Regions from separate parts of the Homo sapiens genome. Here region 1 is linked to region 2. A link is an interaction called in ENCODE POLR2A ChIA-PET data of the cell type or tissue named here. Cell type or tissue: Caco-2. All regions are shown on one strand. Each heading gives the region's core, and the rest is flanking DNA. Links, peaks and the distances in the headings are about the cores only.

Region 1 (9,238 bases), core at 1-8,000, 190 kb before region 2:
GATCTCGGCTCACTGCAAGCTCCACCTCCCGGGTTCACGCCACTCTCCTGCCTTAGCCTCCCAAGTAGCTGGGACTACAGGCACCCGCCACCACAGCCGGCTAATTTTTTTGTATTTTTAGTGGAGACGGGGTTTCACCGTGGTAGTCAGGATGGTCTCGATCTCCTGACCTCGTGATCTGCCTGCCTCGGCCTCCCAAAGTGCTGGGATTACAGGCTTGAGCCACCGCGCCTGCCCTAATTTTTTTATTTTTAGTAGCGACAGGGGTCTCACCACGTTGGCCAGGCTGGTCTTGAACTCCTGAACTCAAGTGATCCGCCCGCCTCGGCCTCCCAAAGTGCTGGGATTACAGGCGTGAGCCACTGCGCCGGCCTAACTTAGATTTTTACAAGGAGAGAGAGAGATGGCAGAGCAAAAATGCCCATGTAACTTAGTACAAAACAGTACTAAGAAAAATACTAATTTATTCTTAATCTCCACCTAATAGTAAGGAAAAGAGGAGAGGAGGACTTAACAATAAGTTTGTAAGTAGCACAAATTATGAGGGGTCTAGGGATTGCATTTCAGGGAAGGAATGACATTACTATGTTCCTTCCATATTAGAAATCTTAAGGAGTAAGATCTGACTTAAGGTGGGAGGGGATATACGTGGGATTTAGACTCAGGCAGGTCAGGAGCTCAAATCCCAGCTTCGTAACAAGCTGCCTGATGTTAGGCAAGAAATGAACCTCTCTAGCCTCAGTTTTACCATCTGTAGAATGGAGATATCATCAATCAGTTACCATCAGAGTTTGTGTCTGTTAACTCTGCTTATTAATAAATAACACTAAGGGGCCGGATGTGGTGGTTCACGCCTGTAATCCCAGCACTTTGGAAGGCCGAGGCAGGTGGATCACAAGGTTAGGAGTTCGAGACCAGCATGACCAACATGATGATACCCCGTCTCTACCAAAAATAATACAAAAATTAGCTGGGCCTGGTGGCACGCACCTGTAATCCCAGCTACTCAGGAGAATCGCTTGAACCCGGGAAGCAGAGGTTACAGTGAGCCAAGATTGCACCATTGCACTCCAGCCTGGGTGACAGAGCAAGACTCTGTCTCAAAAATAATAATAATACAAGTAAAATAAATAAATAACACTAAGAGCAGTCTGTTAATTATATAGGCCCAAGCATCTCCTCTCATTTAATCCTAACCTTATTCATCCATGTCATTTTTTTCATTCAACAAATACATATTGAGAACCAACTATGTTCTAGGTGCTATGCCATGTACTGGGAATATAGTTCCTGATGACCGGAAATGTAGGTACCCATCCTCACGGGGCTTGTCTTGAAGAAGAGAAAATTCAGAGACAGAACCTTGCCTCAGATCGTGCGATAAAGTGCCTATATTTGAGCTGAAGTCTGAATTGAAAGTCCATTCTTTCTACTGGTGGCTCTGAACCCTCTGCGTGCTAGAGTCACCCGGGGAGTTTTCAAGCATCCTGAGGCGCAGGTTTCACCCCAAACCAATGAAAATCAATCTCTGAGGGGAGAATGCATATATTAATTTTTCTTTGTTAAGTTTGCCAGGTAATCCTACTGTGCAGCTAGGACTGAGAACTTCGCTCCTTAATAAGTCTTTCCCCTCCCATGCTATCTCATTTCTTTAATGCTTTCTTTCATCTTTTTTTTTTTTTTTTTTTTTTTTTTTTTTTTTTGAGACGCAGTTTTGCTCTAGTTGCCCAGGCTGGAGCGCAATGGCGCGATCTCGGCTCACCGCAACCTCCGCCTCCCGGGTTCAAGCGATTCTCCTGCCTCAGCCTCCTGAGTAGCTGGGATTACAGGCGCGTTGCCACCACGCTCGGCTAATTTTGCATTTTTAGTAGAGACGGGGTTTCTCCATGTTGGTCAGGCTGGTCTCGAACTCCAAACCTCAGGTGATCCGCCCACCTCAGCCTCCCAAAGTGCTGGGATTACAGGCGTGAGCCACCACGACCAGCTATGCTTTCTTTAATCTATGTGAATTTAAGATAACTCCTTTCCAGCCCTTTCCGTGGACAGTGAATTATTTCAGATTTTTTTTCAAGCTACGCCAACATTTCTACTCACTCAAGAAAAATCAAACTGTAAACACCTGCCTTACAGCACAAACTCTCCTATTATCTTCTTGTTCCTGTATTTTCACTGATCCAGGCTGTGTGCTGATTCCTAACCCAGCAGGCTTCTAAAGCTCAGTGGCATGTGGCCCGCCCCTACACCCCAGCAAATACAGGCCATTTCTCCTGGAGCCCTTGTCTCCTTTCACATGGAAAATGCCAAGCTCAGAGCCTGACACAATGTAGCCCCTGCCCATGAAGATTCAAACCTCCCACTCTCACACCAGCTCCAGGAACCTGACTCTATATGGCACTAGTGAACAGAACCAAGTCACGTTCTGCTAGTGTCCCAGGGCCAATCAGGAACATGAGCTGGGGTTAGCTGGGGATTGGGGATGACTGAGATCTAGGCCCTGTCCTTAAGGAGCTCCAGTAAGAGCAAGACACCTGAAACACCACTGGACTAAAAGGAAGCTGCAGAGGAGACGGGAGAGGAGCACGCATGCCCGGAAGGCCACCTCTGCCCCGGGGATAGTGAGAAGGTTCCTGGAAGGGGTGTCAGCTGTGCTGGGAACCAGTGACGCTGTGTCCAGCCAGTCCCGTGGAACCAGTGCAGGGATGAGGAGGACAGGAGAAACCTGGACATCCCCGCATTCTGTAAACCAGAGGACCCGGGGAGGACTAATTTTCCTACGCCTCAATTTACAGGAACCAGAGGCCAGAGCCATGGTGAATTCCAACCGCCCATCAGCCACTGCTTGGAGCATGCTCGTTTGTAAAACAGAGGCTGGGCTCTCACTAACAGTGAACTCCATCTGCCAAGGACAGACGGCTCCCGGCAGGGCCATCACCCCAGGGAGGACAGGCCAGAGCTGACAGGGGCCCGAGACGCTGGTCATGAAGCAGCAAGTCCCAGGAACTCGGTCCTAAGGAAATCATCTGAAAGGCAGGCACCGCACTCTGAAGCCCATGGGGAATTCCATCATCAAAACGCAGACGCAAAAAGCCATTTCCTTATTGCTGGACAAGCAAATGATTCACAGGATGAAATCCTACAAAGACATTAATAAGCATACGAACACGTTTTAATTGTGCTGAGAAATGTTTCCTCTACGTAGAAAAGCAGGACACCAAACGATGGAAACAGCATCCATTTTTATCTGTTTAAAATTCAAAGTCTGCAAGGAAATAAAAAAAGAAGGAAAAATCAGGGGTAGGTGTTAAAAAGGACAAAAATAGAACGACGCCGAAGTTTTCCTGCGCATTTTTAAACAAAGAGAAGCTTTAAGAAACGTATCTAAGCTAAAAAGATCTATCACACACACAAAAAAACCCAAACCCCCGGCAGAACGCGCCGGCTTCACAGACACCGCAGATGGGTGCCGTGCCCGCGATCGGAAACCCAAACGGCTGTGACCCCATATGGGAGACCGAATTGTTGGGGAGGTCTGCTCTCAAGACCCAGAACAATCATAGAATTTAAAAGAAACATATTTAGATTTAAAAGTTAAGTGTGCCAGATCCCTTTATTACTTTTTTTAGATTCACATTCACTCAAGGTTATCTGCTGACCACCTGCACCGGCTCGGAAAACCACAGGAGGACGGTGTGGCCCCAGCTCTCCAGAAGCTCAAGGTTCCAGGAGGGGGCGGGGAGTGGGCTAGTGTGGTCTCAAAGAAGTCCAGGGACTGTGGGGTCCACATTAGAGGTCTGGGAGAGGTTGGGGTGATCAAAGAAGGCTTCCTAGAGGAGGTGTCACTTAAGCTGAATCCTAAGGGACAAACAAGAATTTGCCCGGGAGAGGCAGCAGAACAGGCAAGGTGCAGAGGCAGGGCGTCACTGGCTCTGAGCACTGGCACCACTGGTGGCCAGAGATGCAGGCAGCAGCCAGATCCTGCACGCCCCGTAGGCCACACCAACTGGTCTGGACTTCATCCTCCAGGTGGTGGGAACTATCACTTGGGCAAGAGAATGAGAGGGGTATTCAACTAATCGGTTTCAGGCATTTAATTCTCAAGAAGAAGGGAGAGGGGCAGAGGGAGGAAGGAAAAGACATCACAGCCGAGGCTCCCAGTTATTCACCAAACCCATTTCCTCGTTGTCCTGGGCGCAGTCCTCTTTCCTGGCTTCCCTCACAGGTAGGGGCAGCATTCCAGCCAATTAACTCTGAGTGGAGTTGTGTGTGCCGCTTCAGGCACGGCTGGCTCTCAGAACTCCCACACTGGTCCCTACACACGCTCTCCCCTGCTTTGGTGTAATACCGAACAACCCAGCAAGCTTCTGCTGAAAACGATGGGGCCACAGGACGGAAGGAACCTAGGGGAGCATGGCCTGGAAATCAACCTCCGTTGTGTTTGAAGCTTTATGTATATTTCAAGTTTGTTACAGCAGCGAACATTCATCCACCTAACTAGATATTAATGTATTTGTCCCAGGAATTTTGCCTGCCACTCAATTTCTTCTGCTTTAAAAATAACTGCTCTCAAACGAACCTCTAAAAGGGATAAAATCTATCCCAGGCAAAAAACTTACAGTGAATGAACAGCCAGGTATTAGGGTAAGGGTGACCCAGGAGATATGGTTCCTCATCCCACCCACTGGCCCCTCACCTTCCTTCTTCCTCGTGCCTGGTTCTGCAGGATGTGGGGGCGGGGAAGGCAGAGCCCACTCCTTTTGACCCGCCTTCCCCGCCTCACTCCTCCCACCACAGAAAATGTGTTTAACACCCAGATCTGAAACCTAAAAGGAGGTCAGAGCTTAAAGCTAACCTCTAACTTTCAAACGCCTATAAACATGTACCTGTAACACTTGGTACCCAGAGCCTGGGTTGTAAAAGCCTCTTGCTAGAGGCAAGGGGGAATGAACAGGAAAACTGGACTGAAACTGGACTGCTGTGGGGCCCAAAAGGGCTATTCTGCAACTCTAGATGACTCACCATTCTTCCATATACAGAATCTTACAGGATTCTTGAGATAAACCACAGCTATTCACAACAAAGAATCAGCAAAACTGGAGTTGAAACAGCTCGCAGTTACAAACCCAGCTCGCTCAACATAAACAGGAACTGATTTGATGTGGCAATCTAGTAAGATGTGTGCACATGAAAAATACAGAAGGCATGAAATAATTCAGTGTTACTTGTACTGAATATTCTAAAAATAAAAAAGATGTGTAAATATTTTAAATAATCTCCTATTTAAGATAGGAAATAGGAGGAAACCGTTTTAATTACTGCATTATTCTATGATATTTTCCACTAACATCTGAAAAGCAGAACAGATTCTATCCCTATCTGGGCAAAGGGAAGTTAATTTATGAGTAGCAAGTGGCTGATGGCTGAAGAACTGCTTTGCAGGAATGGGCTTGCCCATGGGTTTCTCAAAGCCCGTGTATTCCTGTGGTCCCACACCAGTTCTCCTGCATTTCATACTGAATCGCCACCTCCCAGGCTGAACCTAACCTCACCTAGGGCAGAAGGAAGGTGGGCTGGCAAAGGACCTAAACACACACCTGGAGCCTCCAGGAAGATGGGCGTACTGTTTCCTGAGGCTGCCTGCAAGCCTGAGGAAGTTCCATGAACACAGGAGGTCTGACGTATCTGGAGCAAATTCATTCTCCTTTTACCCCATCCCACAAAACAACCTTGCCCTCTGTGCATTTTCTAAGGACATCAACACCTTCCAGAAACCAGGGCAGAAACACTGCCTTGTCTGTGGGACAAGTCACAGGAACAGATGTGCAAGCTGAGGAAGGTCTTTTTTGGTTCAGTTCACGCCATTCCTGAATGTTACTGACACTCCACAGCTTCACAGCAAGTGTCTGCCTTCCCCACAGGAAGACGATGTCAGGAGCAACATAAAGTGGTAAGAACTTAAAGAGCTGCTTTTGGCCGGGCGCAGTGGCTCATGCCAGGAATCCCAGCACTTTGGGTGGCCAAGACGGCAAATCACCTGAGCTCCGGAGTTTGAGACCAGCCTGGCTAACATGGTGAAACCCTGTCTTTACTAAAAATACAAAAATTAGCCAGGCGTGGTGGCGGACGCCTGTAGTCCCAGCTACCCGGGAGGCTGAGGCAGGAGAATCGCGAGAACCTGGGAGGCAGAGGTTGCAGTGAGCCAAGATCATGCCATTGCACTCCAGCCTGGGCCACAGAGTGAGACCGCATCTCAAAAAAAAAAAAAAAAAAAAAAAGCTGCTTTCCTCAGATACAGGCAAGTTTCCCAGCCCACCAACAGAAGGAAATGGACCATCAAACCCAGGTGGGATTCAGAACAAACATCTCGAGCACTGGTTGATCACGGAACAGCCAACCTGCTTTCATCAAGTCATTAATAGCCAAGATAAATCGCTCGTGTTTACCCTCAAGAACTGATTCAATCCTTTTTCTCCATTTTCCCTTTCCTGCAGTGCCTCCCTTAGGCAAGTCCTCATTACCATTCATTTGTTCATTCATTCGTTCATTCATGCCATAAGCCGGGACGCGGTGATCCCTAACACCTCCTAGTAAGTGCTGCATGGACTGCTGTAACAGGCACTTCCCAAGCACAGCCTCCTGGCTGCCAGCTCGGAGACAGGTAAGACACAAGAACATAGAGCACTGTGTCCAGCCGCCCAGCCGGCCAGGCAGAGCAGACTTTCAGATCTTTGGCTCTATGACTGCACTCTCTCAATCTCCACCAGGTTCTTTGTCCCCTCACTGGAAGGCACAACAGGCACCTTCAGAATACATCTCTGAGGGGTGTAGGCTCCTCCCCCACCCCCGTCATCTCCCATATTTAAATGTGCACTAGAGGTCACAGGGAGGGTCAAACACACCCTCAGGCAAGAACCTCAACCCCAGCAAGGCTGACTCCAGGCAGGGCCCTCCCCGCTATACCTATCTGACCAGCACCCCCACCTGCCACCTGGCCTGGGTTTCCTTCCCCTTCCCCGGAGCCCTGAGGGCGGTTCTTTCTGTAGACCTCTCTGGGCTACACACATTCCATTATGGATTTGCTCGTTTCACACCCACTGTGTGCTGCTGTTACACATCAAGAACAACAAAGGTTCAAGTCACAGATTGTCCCACAGACCAGGGCTGAACAACAGAACTTCCTGCATGGTGGAAATGTACTAATCTGAGCCGCCCAACGGGGTGGCCACAAGCCACATGTGGCTACTGAGCGCCTGACTGGCCAGAGTGACTAAGAAACTGAATTTTCCATTTCGGGTAATTTTAACTCAATTTAAATAGCTACATGGGGCTAGTGGCTAACACACTGGACGGCAGTTTGATATTCTAGTAACTAAAGCACCAGCTGCGCCCCAATATACGACTCCAGGCAGCCAAAAGGGATGACTCTGCTGAGCATGCGTGAGGTGCCGCGGGAGCCAGGGGCACAGGCCGCTGGTGCCCATTTCTCAAGGAGCCTGGTGTAGGTCGTGACGCCTGAAAAGCAAGGCCAGTCCCCGCCGGCCTCAGGGCCTTCGTCTCCACTGTGTCCTTCGGAAGAACACGCTTCACCCGCACACCACTCACATCTTTGCTCAAATGCTGCTTTCCCACCAAAGCCCTCCCTGACCCCCCTGTGTAAAGTGGAGCCTCTCCCAGCTTTCCCATGCCACCTCCACACCACCACCCCACCCCCACCCCTCTCCTCAGGAACTCTGCCACAGGACTCACAGCCTGGCACTGAGCATCCCTTATCAGTCTCTGCAGTGTGGTCTCAGTCGACTATCTTGCCGTTGGGTGCTTTGATTTGGGAGAAGTGGGTGTGTTGACCGTTACATCCCCAAGACTGACGCAGGTATGCTGACCACTACATCCCCAGGACCGGGTCCTCGGGCAGATAATCTCTAAGAAAAGGGATGACGTCTGAATTCAACCATCTGGCAAGCACTTGCTGAGTTCTAATGAGCACCAGCGTACAATAAGTGAGAGGCAGTCCCTCGAGGGGTGCGCATGCTTCTGGGGGGGACCTGGTCGGGTGGCATTGCGCATGAGAGGTGCCCCAGCCACAGAGCTGGGAGTCGACACACAGCAAAGGGGGCCATTCTTCCTGGGGGGGGCTCCTGTGGATTCTTCTCATTTATGCAGCAGGAAGAGGCAGGCAGGAAAACCATTCCAGGAGGGGTCTCCAGGCCTGCAGGAGGACAGCAGGGACTACTGCTGATTCCAGAAGGTTCTTCCTGCTGGAAGATGCCGAGACCGCCTGACGCAACTCTGCATTTCACACGTGGGAAAGCTGTGTCTGCAAAGCGACTTGCCCCAGATGCAGAGGGAGTGGGTGGCAGAGCCAGGATGCCGTCCACTGCTGATGAGGAAGAGGCCACCGGCTGAGCCGGAGAGGGTTTCACTAGCATCTCTTCCCCATGGTGTCCACGGTGCTTTCCCATGCAGCACTCAGGCCAGCCCACAGAGCCTGGGGGATGGCGCCGCTGCTGCACTACTGCACAACCAGATCTCCACTCCTGCAGCCGGGACGGATACTCTTCAGAGTGCGGCTGCAGGGGAGGAACCCAATGACCTGAAACAATGGAACACTGGGCCCCTGGGAGGCCAGCCCGAGCCACAGCCCCTGCACAGCTGTGGTGACAGACATGCTCACCCCGGCATCTCTCCTGTGCCCCCTGGGTGAATGCGGGATCCACGAGGCACACAGAAGGCCCGCGAGGCAAGGCTGGTCCTCTCATGGAGGCTGGAGAGGGCTTCCTGGCAGTGGCTAAACATCTGCAGAAATGATCTAGGGATGTGGATCCTCAGAGAAGCAGTGAGAAGGCGTCCCTGAATGAGCGAGCCCCACCTCTCTGCAGACCTGGTCCTGGGGAGGGGGAGCTGCCAGGCTGGTGCCTGGTGGGAAGGCCAAGGGGACACCTGCTGTGGGCAGCCAGCTGGGAGTGAGGCTGGGATCCCCTGGAGAGGGCCAAGGACTGAAGAAGAGGAAGTGGCGCCTCACGCTCGTGTGACCACGATCCCTGTTCCTCCCAGATGTTTCCTCTTGGCATTGACTTCCCCCCTTGCTATCCTGGCCTGGCCCTCTCCAGAGGAGCATGTGAGGTTATGTCCACCCAAGGGCAGGGTGGCCGAGCATGGCACCACTGTCTCATGCAGCTCCTAGCACTGGGGCCACCAGGCAGCCCCCAGAAGAGGGATCTGCACAGCCAACAGTCAGGGCTGA
Region 2 (9,243 bases), core at 457-8,456:
ACACCTCATGGCGATAAGTACGGAAGATTTCAGGGCCATGCTTTAAAACCACTGTAGCACATCAGAGCAATGAAAAAATAGCTAACATTCATTCAGTGCTTACTCAGAGCCAGGTGCTGTGGATAACTTGATGCAGAAGATACATTTATAGTTAACATGTACATAAATGAACGTAAAAGCGAGACCATGCACATCAATGTTTCAGGAGCTGTGCCTGTTCCACTAGACAGACTGGTCACAGGCCATCACAGTTTGGGAGCCCACTTCACCCCTGCACCCACCCTCCCCGTGCCTGGCCCAGCCCCCAAAGCTGGCCGGCTGCTGGCCACTTCCACCCGCATCAGGCCTCCGGGCTGCTCCATTCCAGATGTGCCTTGAGGGCTGCGCAGCTCCTCCTGCCCGCCTCCTCCTGCCCACCTCCTCGCTGCCCGCCTCCTCCTGCCCGCCTCCTCGCTGCCCGCCTCCTCCTGCCCGCCTCCTCGCTGCCCGCCTCCTCGCTGCCCGCCTCCTCCCTGGCTGCCAGGCGGAGGCCCCCAGCTCAGCTGCAGGAAGCCTGTGAAGGCAGTCAGTGCGTTTCTGCAGCAAGAAATGGGGCCAGTGCGGAAATGTGAGCGTCAGCCCACCCTCAGCGCCCTAAGGTGGGAGACAAGGGGCATACGATGATGGTCCGGGCTGCATGGTGACAGTGGATAACCACTGCCCTGGGGGACAGAGCCGCCTTTGTCCTCCGCCTGCCGGCCCTGGTGACACGGTGTTCCTTCAGTGGCGGGAGGCCAGGGCTGCAGGCTAGAGGGAAACGGTTTCCCTGTTCTGTTGGGGGTGGGTGGCTGAAAGAATGGGAGAGCAGGATGTTAAGGGCCACATGGAGGTTACTTTACAAGATCCCTGTCCACAGACAGTTGAGAAACGAGATAGAGCCGTTACCATCTGGGACAAGAAGGGATGTTGATGAGGAAGACACCTGGGGACATTGGGCATCCTTCAGTCCAGCCCTCTCCTTTTTCAGATGGGGAAGCTGAAGTCAGGAGACAAAAAGGATTTTTCTGAGGTCACACACATGAGCCCAGGCTGCCACGGGTTGGTCTGGCCTGCACCCAGGACCCTGCGTTGTTGTGAACTGCCTTCCATGTTACAAGCCCACCAGTTTGAAGCCCAAAACAGAAAGTTATAGGGTCAGGGGAGTGTGGCTGTGAACACTGACCCTGGAGTACCCTTTCTGGATTAGCACTGTAGGCACTTATTTAATTCTAACAACCACTGTACAATGGACAGATGTGCTCTTGCTCCGTCCTACAGAGGCAGAGAGAGGGTAGCTGGGCCCACTCACATGCACTGTGAGTGTGGCCGGTGTGCAATGTGAGGTGAGGGTCGGGGCCGGCAGAAGAGGGACTGGAGGGCCACGGTGCATGAGACAGCACCATGCTTCGAATGCCCAGCCTGGGTGGAGCCATGGAAGGCTTTGAGCAGAGGAGACTGAAGCTCAGGCTTGGGAAAGGCCCCTTGGCGTCTGGGAGGGGTAGGAAGTGGGAGGAACAAGGCAGGATCCATGAACCTACTAGGAGGCAGGTGCCACGGCCCAGGAGGGCTGTGATGAGGGTCTCAGCTAGGACTGTGTCTATGGCCGTAGAGAGAAGGGACTGACCCCTGGATGACCAGAAGGCGGATATGGTAGCATTTGGTGATTGCTTGACCATGGCGCCTTGATTAAGGGATAGCTTCTAGATTTCTAGTGGAAGGTGGTGCCATCACTGAGAGAGGAGCCCAGGAGGTGGAGCAGGATGGGACCAGCCGGGCTGTGTGTGAGGTGCCCGGAGACATCCCAGGGGAAACCACCCGAGGCTCTGGGCATAGCAGAAAGATCTAGGCCAGCGGGAGAGGACTAGGAGGCCTCAGCCATCTCTGCTCCTTTCCAGCTGAGGACATTTTCAGGTGAGGTCTGCTTTCCTTGGGCAAGTGGCACACTGGTCCCTCCAGTTCTAAGAGTGCCCCCAAGGCAGCAGCCTTCATGGGGCAATGTGTCTTCTGGGGGTCTGCACAGACTTTCCAAGTGGCACATGGGCATGGAGAGTTTAAGGAACTTGATTTCCAGCTCTCCCAGTTGAGTGACACGTCAGTGTTTTCTCCCCAGCTCCACTTCCATACCCTGCTTCTCTTACCATACAGGAGGAAGGCCCCCGGATCAGAACCCAGGCCATGGGGATTGGCAGAGCTCATTTAATCCAGGCACAGAGATGGGACTTCCTGTCTTTTTTATTCCTATTAGTAGCCGACCTGGTGTTGGAAACAGGGATTTGGCCTCCTGTTGGAATGTTCTGAATTCAGGTCTATTGTAGAGCAGGGCAGGAGTGAGGACTTTTTGTTTTGTTTTTTTTGTTTTGCCTTGAATGAACACAATTCTTTTGCCTTATGTTTTCAGAGCAAGAGTCTTGTGGGATTGAGTGAAGAGCTCATTGGCAGAAAGACCAAAGGCTTCTCCACCTGTCCACACACCCATCATTCATCTAGAGCTCAGAAGTGGGGTGATGGTCACGGAGATGGATATTGCCCCCTTAATTTGAACTGAAAGATGAAGACACGCTTTCCTCTTGGGGAAAGCATGTCTGATTGGCTTATTGGACCAACAATGAGGACTGGCTTTGCCAACTGCTTGTACAGTGGATATTTCCCATGAATCAGATGAATTAAGTCTATAGCTGCAACATTTTGTCAAAAATATGGCCGGGCGCGGTGGCTCACGCCTGTAATTCCAACACTTTGCGATGCCGAGGCAGAGAGATCACCTGAAGTCAGGAGTTCAAGACCAGCCTGGCCAACATGGCAAAACCCCGTCTCTACTAAAAAAAAAAAAAAATACAAAAATTAGCCTAGCATGGTGGCATGTGTCTGTAAATCCCAGCTACTCAGGAGGCTGAGGCAGAAGAATTGCTTGAACCTGGGAGGTGGAGGTTGCAGTGAGCCAAGATCATGCCATCACTCCAGCCTGGGTGACAGAGCAAGACTCCATCTCAAAAAAAAAAAAAAAAAAAAAAAAAAAATATATATATATATATATATATATATGAATCATATTACAAGAGCCTTTAACAATAGTTTGGGGGGAAAGTATATTGAAATTAAAAACATTAAATTTTTCCAATTCTTTCTGCAAATGTCTGGTTAAACAAGGTGCCTTTATTTAAGTGAAAGAGTGACAGGTATAATCACCAGCTCCTGGGTGACTCTTGGAAAACTCTTTTTGGTGCACTGTTATGCTGGACCCCTGTTGACTTCAATAGGGATGGCACCATGTTCCAGAGACTGGAGAATGAGACATGGGGTTTATTGAGGGGACTTACATACAGGGTGGTCCAGCGGTAGTTGGCTGGGCAAGAGAACCACAGTTGCTTGTAAAAAGGTTGCAGTTTATGTAGCCTTTTCCCTTGGCACCCTACCTCCCCCCGGCAACCTCCACCTGGCAACCTTCATCTAACCCAAAACAAGGAGATCAGGCTGTGATCTCCTGCACAGCCTGAGTTCCATGGGATGAGCTGGGGGCTCAGATGTTCCTCAGATAAGGAATGAATCTCCGGGCTGGCCACTCCCAGATTCCTTAGCTTGGAACTAGGAACACACATTCTTCTCAGATCCTGGGGTCATTCTCAGGGGTGTGCTTATGTCACGCTCTTGCTGTCAGGTGTGTCTGCCATATATGCACTTGCCCAGAAACTGAGAAAGTGAAGGACTCTAGAGACTGAGTAACAAATCCCTGCATAAACCAGGCGTTTCCAACACATTGAAGAAAATCCTAACCAAGTTGTCCACTGACTGATCAAAAAAACAATCCAGATCAAACCTGTCCAGCCCACGACTTGCGGGCTATATGCAATCCAGGATGGCTTTGAATGCAGCCCAAACACAAATTTGTAAACTTTCTTAACTTTCTTAAAATATTATGAGTTTTTTGTGATTTTTTTAAGCTCACCAGCTATTGTTAATATTAGTGTATTTTATGAGTGGCCCAAGACAATTCTTCTTCCAATGTGGCCCAGGGAAGTCAAAAGATTGGACTCCCTGATTTAGATGATGGAGCATCGTTATGTGACTTTTTTGGCCATGTATCTTTTAAGACATTCAGAGAATTAAGTGACATTTCTTTTTTATTTCTTTTTCTTTTTTTTTTTTCGATATGAAGTCTTACTCTGTCACCCAGGCTGGGAGTGCAGTGGCGTGATCTCAGCTCACTGCAACCTTCTCCTCCCGGGTTCAAGTGATTCTTGTGCCTCAGCCACCCGAGTAGCTGGAATTACAGGCATGTACCATGATTCCTGGGGAAGTTTTGTATTTTTAGTAGAGACGGGGGTTTCGCCATATTGCCCAGGCTGGTCTTGAACTCTTGACCTCAAGTGATCCACCCACCTTGTGCTGGGATTACAGCCATGCTGGGATTACAGGCATTAGTGCTGGGATTACAGGCATGCTGGGATTATAGGCATGCTGGGATTACAGGTGTGAGCCACTGTGCCTGGCCTTAAGTGACATTTCTATAACAAATATTCTTCCCTTTCCATCCACTTCTTTATATGAATAAATTTTCTACATGTTTTGTATCTATAAATACAAAAAAGAATAAAACCTACCCTAAACCATGTCTCATTCTAGCTATAAGAAATATTAATCTGCAGATGTCATGAACTACTTCAGAAAACAAGGCCTATTTGTGTAATTAACACATTTCTAATAACAATCTACTTTTATGTTCAATAATTACTTATCAAATACATAACATAATGTAGATATTTTTTTTGAGATGGAGTTTCGCTCTTGTTGCCCAGGCTGGAGTGCAATGGTGTGATCTCGGCTCACTGCAACCTCTGCCTCCCAGGCCCAAGCAATTCTCCTGCCTCAGCCTCTTGAGCAGCTGGGACTACAGGCGTGCACCACCATGCCTGGCTAATTTTTTTTTTTTTTTTTTTTTTTTTTTTGGAGACGGAGTTTTGCTCCTGTTGCCCAGGCTGGAGTGCAATGGGCTCTCTTGGCTCACCACAACCTCTGCCTCCCAGGTTCGAGCGATTCTCCTACCTCAGCCTCCCAAGTAGAAGGGATTACAGGCATGCTCCACCATGCCCGGCTAATTTTTTATTTTTAGTGAGACGGAATTTCTCCATGTTGGTCAGGCTGGTCTCAAACTCCCGACCTGAAGTGATCCTCCCTCAGCCTCCCAAAGTGCTGGGATTACAGGCTTGAGCCACTACACCAGGCTAATTTTTTGTATTTTATTAGAAACAATGGGATTTCACCATGTTGCCAAGGTGGTCTCGATCTCCTGAGCTCAGGCGATCCATCCGCCTCAGCCTCCCAAAGTGCTGGGATTACAGGCGTGAGCCACCGCACTTGGCCACAATTTTGTTTTAAAATGTCAACATTTACAATACATTAGAGCTGGGCATGGTTGCTCATGCTTGTAATCCCAGCACTTTGGGAAACTGAGGAGGGAGGATTGCTGGAGGCCAGGAGTTCAAGACCAGCCTGGGCAACAAAGCAAGCCCCCATCTCTAGAAAAATACATGTATTTTTAATTAGCCGTGTGCAGTGGTGTGCACCTGTAGTCCCAGCTACTCAGGAGGCTAAAGTGGGAGAATTTGCTTGAGCCCACGAGTTTGAGGTTGTAGCGAGCTATGATGGTAGCATTGCACTAAAGCCTGGGTGACACAGCAAGTCCTTGTCTTAAAAAAAAATTAGAAATAGCATATTTGCAGCTGTGTAAGTATAGGGAAAAAATGTGGAGAGTCAACGTATAAATATACAAGGGAGTACATAATGGGACTCCTCCTCCCAATTTTTTTTTTTAATTTATTTTTTTATTGATAATTCTTGGGTGTTTCTCACAGAGGGGGATTTGGCAGGGTCACGGGACAATAGTGGAGGGAAGGTCAGCAGATAAACAAGTGAACAAAGGTCTCTGGTTTTCCTAGGCAGAGGACCCTGCGGCCTTCCGCAGTGTTTGTGTCCCTGGGTACTTGAGATTAGGGAGTGGTGATGACTCTTAACGAGCATGCTGCCTTCAAGCATCTGTTTAACAAAGCACATCTTGCACCGCCCTTAATCCATTCAACCCTGAGTGGACACAGCACATGTTTCAGAGAGCACAGGGTTGGGGGTAAGGTCACAGATCAACAAGATCCCAAGGCAGAAGAATTTTTCTTAGTGCAGAACAAAATGAAAAGTCTCCCATGTCTACTTCTTTCTACACAGACATGGCAACCATCCGATTTCTCAATCTTTTCCCCACCTTTCCCCCCTTTCTATTCCACAAAACCGCCATTGTCATCATGGCCCGTTCTCAATGAGCTGTTGGGTACACCTCCCAGACGGGGTGGTGGCCGGGCAGAGGGGCTCCTCACTTCCCAGTAGGGGCGGCCGGGCAGAGGCGCCCCTCACCTCCCGGACGGGGCGGCTGGCCGGGCGGGGGGCTGACCCCCCCACCTCCCTCCCGGATGGGGCGGCTGGCCAGGCGGGGGGCTGACCCCCCCCACCTCCCTCCCGGACGGGGCGGCTGGCCGGGCAGGGGGGCTCCTCACTTCCCAGTAGGGGCAGCCGGGCAGAGGCGCCCCTCACCTCCCGGACGGGGCGGCTGGCCGGGCGGGGGGCTGACCCCCCCACCTCCCTCCCGGACGGGGCGGCTGGCCCCAATTTTTTATTATTTAAATTTTTTTAGACATGTTCTTGCTGGAGTGAGGCTGGAGTGCAGTGGTGCGATTGTAGCTCACTGCAGCCCTGAACTCCTCAACTCCACCAATCCTCACACCTCAGCCTCCTGAGTAGCTGGGACTGCAGGCATGTGCCGCCTGGCTAATTTTTAAATTTTTATAGAGATAAGATCTCGCTATGTTGCCCTGGCTGATCCCGAACTGCTGGCCTCAAGCAATCCACCATGCCTAGCCACCGAAAATGTTTAAGGCTTATATGAGTCCAGAAAGTTTGAAGATCATGATTCCAAGGATACCTCTTCAAAAGCAAACCAGAGCAGGAGGAGGTAGTTTTCCCAGTCTCTGTAATTTAGGAGTGTAATTTGTACTTGTTTGTTTGAAGGCACGTGGAAATGATGTTTGCTGTTGGTTGAAGGTCTGCCCAGAAGACATCCCCTAGGTCCAGTTTAGAGGTCAAGGTCAGCCCTCTCTGGGCAGGCCAGGCTCTCTGGCAGCACTGACCATGTGCAGGCAGCAGGCCAAAGGGCCAGAGCCAGGTCAGCTGCTGCCCCCAGGGTGGGTGGAGCTCACAGAGGCCCCAGCTCTTCTAAGGTAGGGTTGGAGCCTCTTCCTGCAATGGAAGGTTGGGGGACAGGGTGATGAGACACTGATGCTTCCAAGGGGTATATGGACACATGTTGGGAGTGTCACCAATAAAGGCCATACACACCCCAAAAATCTGCCTCTGCAATGGCACACCAACAGCCACTAATGGTAGTTATTATTGTGTGCTTACCTTGTGCCAGGCAGTAGCCTTAAGTGCCTTCTGTATACTGCACTATGTTATTTAATCTTCCAATGATTAGAAACCCAGGCAGCCTGACTCAAAGGAGGTGAGGCTGGGTGCCATTTTCCTCTTCCATTAATTGAAAGGGTCATAATAACAAACATTCCTTATTTCAGAGTTTAATGTTATTTTAAACTATTAATTCAGACTTATGAATTAGGAATGATTAGAAACCCAGGCAGCCTGACTCAAAGCCGTGTCATGTGGGACACTGGTGTCAACACAGACATTCTAGACTCTGAAGGGTCAATGTGAGACCTTGCTCTTCAAAGCATTACATCTCTCTGATCCTCGGTTTTCCCATCTGCAAAATGGGTTCATAAGAGCTGTCTTACCAGACCTTTGGGTTCTAAAGCCTTCCAGGCAGCGGCAGCTGCTCTTCACCTGAGAGGGACTTTGCCATCATCAGAAAAGTTTGTACCTGATTTAGGAGGCTGAAATCTTAATTTTAAAGTGTCAGGTAAGGAAATAGGGAGAACAAACCACTCTTTTTTGGTGGCCTCTCTAGTTGGCTCTGTTTGGACCACCCTCTGGCATTTTCCACACCTTGGGCATCCCCAGCTCCCACTTGGAGCCTGAACAACTATTTCTCCCAAACTCCAAATGCCATAGCACCTGCAGGATGCCTGAGGCCGTCTGGACAATTCTCAGGCTGCCCCTATTAGACATCTCTGGTAAGTGGATGGGAGCTGGCCTAGAGAAGTCAGGGTATGTTTGAGTTGGAGCCCAGAGACCAGGGTCTCACCCTGCAAAACCATTTACTTTGTGATCCCGGTCAGCTGGCTTAGCCTCTGGGAGCCTCGTTCCTTCACTCATCCGTGCCCACCAGTGCCACTCATCAGGGCTGGGCGCTACGGACTCAGGGACGAGTCAGACAGGCCCATCCCTCCCAGCCTGCTAGTTTCATAGGAGAGGCAGACAAGGAAACAGAGTGATGGGTAGGGTGATCCCTTCTGCCTGGGAGAAGCCGGGTGCCTGGGCTATCAGGAGGACTTCTTGGAGGATGTGAGGCTGGGTGCCATTTTCCTCTTCCGTTAATTGAAAGGGTCATAATAATGAACATTTTTTATTTCCGAGTTTAATGTTATTTTAAACTATTACTATAAAAGTAACACATGCTCATGGTGAAAACTTTCAAGAGAACAGAAAGGTATTGAGTGAAAAATCTCATTCCTTGCCCATCCCCAGAAGGAACTAATTGCTGTTCACAGTTTCTCATGAAGTCTTCTAGAAATGTTCCCTGTGTATGGAAACATACATGGAACAAACATCAAAAGCCCAAATAAATAATAATAGCTCCCACTTGAGTGTCTGCTAGGGGCCCCCTCACCCATTGCGCTTGCTTTTCCGTGTAATGATAGACCTTGGACATATTTCTAGGTCCACAATCAACTTTCCAAGGTACCGCAAGAGAAACCCGGAACATCTTAGGGGCAAGTGAACGAACAGTTCCTTTCCTGGTGCCTTCATCTGAATAGGCCTAGCTCTGAGCCGGCCCCGCAGGTCCATCCTCCCATCGAAACCTCCCTGTGGTTGGGCCATTGTCGCATCTGTTTTCAGATGGGGAATCTGGGGCTCAGAAAGCACAGCAGGGTTCTGAGGCTGCACGGTGACCAAAGGCAGGTCCGTGCCGTGGCGGACCCCACAGGGCTCTGGAGCCAGAAGGAGGCCACGCTGTCCTCGGAGTCCTGGTTTCCGGAAGCGAGCAGGATTAAATATAACCCAGGCAGG

Evidence for each region. Peaks named below come from ENCODE experiments on the same cell type or tissue, not always from the same donor. Only the 100,000 strongest peaks of a DNase experiment are listed, where the experiment ranks them.
Region 1: POLR2A ChIA-PET joins it to region 2 with 13 read pairs; 4 of 35 experiments call an interaction of 5 or more read pairs at or near these places.

The regions. Positions count from the first base shown.
Region 1 is chr4:6,938,215-6,947,452 of GRCh38, reverse strand. The region is part of intron 2 of TBC1D14 (TBC1 domain family member 14); the gene reads right to left. Among named protein-coding and RNA genes, the nearest start is that of TBC1D14, 33 kb to the right of the region's middle. RefSeq lists enhancers at 2,058-2,883, 2,884-3,709, 3,710-4,535, 5,080-5,149, 7,005-7,134 and 2 more and a silencer at 8,567-8,616. In Caco-2, for the core only: a CTCF peak has its summit at 3; a DNase peak (open chromatin) is centred at 4,950.
Region 2 is chr4:6,753,252-6,762,494 of GRCh38, reverse strand. No RefSeq gene overlaps it. Among named protein-coding and RNA genes, the nearest start is that of KIAA0232, 25 kb to the left of the region's middle. In Caco-2, for the core only: no CTCF peak of the experiment used is centred there; a DNase peak (open chromatin) is centred at 3,584.